Regions from separate parts of the Homo sapiens genome. Here region 2 is linked to region 1. A link is an interaction called in ENCODE POLR2A ChIA-PET data of the cell type or tissue named here. Cell type or tissue: IMR-90. All regions are shown on one strand.

Region 1 (2,500 bases):
AGGCTGGAGTGCAGTGGCATGATCTCAGCTCACTGCAACCTCCGACTCCCTGGTTCAAATGATTCTCCTGCCTCAGCCTCCCAAGTAGCTGGGATTACAGGCACGTGCCACCACACCCAACTAATTTTTGTATTTTTAGTATAGACGGGGTTTCACCATGTTGGCCAGGATGGTCTCGATCTCCTGACCTTGTGATCCGTCCACCTCGGCCTCCCAAAGTGCTGGGATTACAGGCGTGAGTCACTGTGAATGGCAATAGTTATCACACCTACCTCATGGGGTTATAAAAAAAAAAAATGGGACAGCTGGGAGCAGTGGTTCACACCTGCAATCCCAGCACTTTGGGAGGCTGAGGTGAGCAGATCATGAGGTCAGGAGATCAACACCATCCTGGCTCACATGGTGAAACCCCGTCTCTACTAAAAAACATAAAAAATTAGCTAGGCATGGTGGCATATGCCTGTAGTCCCAGCTACTCGGGAGGCTGAGGCAGGGGAATCGCTTGAACCCGGGAGGCGGAGGTTGCAGTGAGCTGAGATCGCACCACTGCACTCCAGCCCGGGTGACAAAGCAAGACTCCGTCTCAAAAAAAAAAAAGTGGGGGGGGGCAATATAAAGTCCTTCAACATACCCAGCACACATCAATATTAGCTATTATTGTTCTTGGAACTAATGGAAAACAAAAACAAGGTTAGATGGGAAAGATATGGCCAAAGTAAAGGACCGTGGAAGGATTGAGTTCAGCAGGGTCTAAAGAATGTGCAAGATAGACGGGGGCTTGCTAGAGTCAGAGATGCCCTTGGGAAGGCAGCTGGGCCATCCGGATGTGGGGTGGTGTGCCCCTGGCACAGCCGTAGACTATAGTGTCATGGGAGAAAGAAATGGACAGGATGAGATGATGGACTACGACATCACATGAAAGGCAAAAACTAGCCAAAGAGGGTGCCAAGGGTTTGGACCAGGTTCAAACTCTACACTAGACAGAAAATGTGGCACAAAAGAGAGAGGAGAAGTGTGGGAAGAAGATGAGGTCATGCCTTTCCTCCTGTGCCTGCTGACTTGACAGTGGCTGTGAGTGAGTCAGAAAGTTGGGCAGAGACTGCGGGCCTCAGGAGGCTCCAGACCAGGGCCCTGCGGAAGAGCTGGCCCAAGGAAATCACCATTTACTGAGCATATACTATGTTTACATTGTTCATGGTTAAATCTAAGTCTTGTTTTTTCCTTCTGAAAAGTCTGCAAGATCACTCCTGATCTCCCTTGTACACGAGGAAGCTGATGGAGAGGGACTGGGGACATTGCTGAAGATGACACAGCTAAAAAGTGGTAGAACTGGTCTTGAGGTCCAGGCCCATCCGACTCCAGAACCCATTGTCTTCCCACTGGGAGGCTCAGCCAGAGAAGCCGGGAGGTAGAACAAGTTCTGCTAAGAAGCCAGCACCTCAGAGTTACAACACACGCCTGGCCCTTCTCCACCTCGTCCCTCCTGGCCACCATCTCTCCCCCTGGGCGCCCTTCCCTCCCCTTCTCCAATCCAGCACTGTGCTCATTAGGCAGGACCCAGCAATAATCCACCCTCATCCATGAAGTTTTCACGCCCCCTCCCCGGTGGAAATGGTCACCTCCTCCATCTGCTGCGGCCCTTGCTGTCCTCCCTACCCACCGGCATGTATAGACAAGCTTCAACTCAGGTGTGGTGTTCTGGCCACCTTATGCCACCCGCTGACAGATGGGGCTGATTCTGCTATTGGGCATTTCCCAGGGCCTCTTGCTCCCTCTCAGCTCCATCCAAGTCCCCCTGAAAGCTGCACTCTCAGTCAAATGTCAGTCTTCTGGGGACAGGAGGACTCCCCAGCCCTAGGCCTTCCTGGGGCGGAGCCACCCTGCTGCACCTCTGACAAATTCCAAGTACTGTGGCTAGCTCTGCTCCACTACGTCCTCCTCCAAACTAGAATGTAAGTTTCTAGAAAGAAGTCATTTCCCTGTGCTGTTTGTAGTGCCTTACACGTGGTCGACGACCAATAAATAACCACCATTGTCAAAGATGATAAAAAAACCTTAAGTACAGTAACACCTCACCTCACACAACTTGGAACCAAAAGGCAAGCCAGGGGACCTCTAGGCAAACAGTGTAAGAAGGCTTGGGGGTGTTGTTTTTACCCTGCAAACCCAGCAGTGATGCCAGCAGAAGTAATAATATCATTTTTTTTTTTCGGATATGGATGGTTCAGCGTTAGAAAGACTTGAAAAAACAAAATGAGTCCTCCTTCTTTGAAATGTTAAAGATATGATAAAACCTATGCCATCAAGTACATTCGCTTGACTTAAGGCCTTCTAAGACAGACCTTCGGGCCGGGCGCGGTGGCTCACACCTGTAATTCCAGCACTTTGGGAGGCCAAGGTGGATGGATCACCCGAGGTCAGGAGTTCAAGACCAGCCTGGCGAACATGGCGAGACCCTGTCTCTACTAAAAACACAAAAATTAGCTGTGCGTGCTGGCAG
Region 2 (2,500 bases), 160 kb after region 1:
AATGGCATTAGCAGGTGGAGCCTTTGGGAAGTGATGAGGTGATAAGGGTGGAACCCTCATGAATGGGATTAGTGCCCTTATAAAAGATCATTTAATGAGCAGTTGGCAGTCTGTAAACCAGAAGAGGGCCCTCACCAGAGCCCAGCCACGCTGACACTCTTATCTCAGATGCCAGCAGTTACCTTGGCTTCATCCCTACTCCTTTGTACTCTTCATACTCTCTTATAGGACTTTAATTCCTTATCACCTTATACCCCAGATTCACTTCTTTTTCTCACCCAAGTCTCAAATTTCTAGCATCAATGCTTGGCTTCATGATCTGCTACTGGCCCATGTCACCTTATGCCATCCTCCAAATGTCTCGCTTGGTTTCCAGTCCTCTACCTTCCTGCACTCTTTCTACCTCCACTCATCTCCCTCCTTTTTGGCATCTACCACTATGGTCAGTGAGATTACCCTGGTGCAGCCCTCACCTGTTGCCAAGCAGAAACTCAAGAAATAGCCAACTTGGGAACTTATTTCAACAGGGGCATTTCACTTTACACTAGACTCTGCATTCCACTTTATTCTGGACCCTGCTCACTGAGGATCAGTATAAACGTCACGTTCATTGTTGTATCCCCAGAATCCATCACAATGTCATACATATTAGATTTTCAATCCAATACTCACTGGATGAATTTCAATGACAGTAACAAATGTACTTTTGCCATTTGCCCACATAATTAGACAAACAATTTTGATGTGTTGGTAAGACACAGTCACCCTCTCTGATATTTACCCTCCTGCTTTGCACTTCGCAGGCATAGCCATATTGTGCAGTACAGACTGTGCACACAGCGAACTCCATGGGTTTATCAAAACTTCATTAAATGACCTTTTCAGTGAGCAAACAGCCTGATGGAAACCATGAAGCTACCCTGAGATCATCATCAAATCCTAAGTTTCCTCAAAGATAAATTGGAGAAGGCTCAGAAGATTTGTTAAAAGATAATTAAGAAATAGAAAAAATAAGAAATAAAATCAGGCTAAGATGTTGTGAGAACGCCTATTAGATTAATTCCCTAAAACCTCTATTTTCTTAAACTAGCTTGTATTAGTTTGTTGGGGTCGTTACAACAAAATACTATAGACTAGGTGTATACAAAAAAACAACAAAAATGTATTTCTTACAGTTCGTGAGGCTGGTAAGTCAAAGATCAAGGCACCAGCAGACTTGGTGTCCGGTGAGGGCCCACTTTCTCATAAATGGTGCCTTCTCTATCAGGCACAGTGATTCATGCCTGTAATCCTACCACTTTGGGAGGCTGAGCCAGGCGGATGACTTGAGGTCAGGAGTTCAAGACCAGCCTGGCCAATAGGGTGAAACCCTGTCTCTACTAAAAACACAAAAATTAGCCGGGCGTGGTGGCAGGTTCCTGTAGTCCCAGCTACTGAGGAGGCTGAGGCAGGAGAATGGCGTGAACCTGGGAGGCGGAGCTTGCAGTGAGCCGAGACCACGCCACTGCACTCCAGCCTGGGCAATAGAGCGAGACTCTGTCTCAAAAAAAAAAAAAAAAAAAAAATTAGCCAGGCCTGGTGGCGGGTGCCTGTAATCTCAGCTACTTGGGAGGCAGAGGCACGAGAATCGCTTGAACCAGGGAGGTGGTGGTTGCAGTGAGCCAAGCTGGCACCATCGCACCCCAGCCTGGGTGACAGAGCCAGACTCTGTCTCAAATAAATACATAAATAAAATGGTGTCTTCTTACTGAGTCCTCACATGGTAGAAGGGGCACACAGGTTCCCTCAGCTTCCTTTTTTGTTTTTTTTTTTTTGAGATGGAGTTTTGCTCTTGTTGCCCAGGCTGGAATGCAATGGCACGACCTCGGCTCACTGCAACCTCCGCCCCCCAGATTCAAGCAATTCTCCTGCCTCAGCCTCCCAAGCAGGTGGGATTACAGGCGCCCGCCACCACGCCCGGCTAATTTTTTGTATTTTTAGTAGAGACGGGGTTTCACCATGTTGACCAGTCTGGTCTCAAACAACTGACCTCAGATGATCCACCAGCATCAGCCACCGTGCCCGGCCAACTGAGCTTCTTTTTTAAGGGCCCTAAAAACTCCCATTTGTGAGGTCTCTGGCCCCTTGATCTAATTACCTCTCTAACGGCCCCACCTCTTAATATCATCATCTTGGGGCTTGGGACTTCAACATGAATTTTTTCGGGGTGGGGAGACACAAAAATTCAGATTATATAGCATAGCTGTAGTAAGATTCTGAAACTTGCCACCAAATATCCCTATCTAAGACAAAGATGTATGAGTAAATGTCCCATAATATATGATTCCTTGGGAAACACTTAACAAAACGGTATGGATAATTTAATTCTATTCCTGTACACAGAGAGTGAAATATCTGGGGTATTTTTTAATTAACACATATAAAATAAATGCAGTAAAGTGCACCAATCTGAAGTATTCAGCTTGATACATTTTTACTTTGTATATGCACATGTGATTGC

What was found. Peaks named below come from ENCODE experiments on the same cell type or tissue, not always from the same donor. Only the 100,000 strongest peaks of a DNase experiment are listed, where the experiment ranks them.
Region 2: POLR2A ChIA-PET joins it to region 1 with 21 read pairs; 3 of 35 experiments call an interaction of 5 or more read pairs at or near these places.

Annotation. Positions count from the first base shown.
Region 1 is chr6:154,473,828-154,476,327 of GRCh38, forward strand. All of the region lies in intron 1 of CNKSR3 (CNKSR family member 3), which reads right to left. Among named protein-coding and RNA genes, the nearest start is that of CNKSR3, 36 kb to the right of the region's middle. In IMR-90, no CTCF peak of the experiment used is centred here; a DNase peak (open chromatin) is centred at 1,064.
Region 2 is chr6:154,633,441-154,635,940 of GRCh38, forward strand. No RefSeq gene overlaps it. Among named protein-coding and RNA genes, the nearest start is that of SCAF8, 99 kb to the right of the region's middle. In IMR-90, no CTCF peak of the experiment used is centred here; no DNase peak of the experiment used is centred here.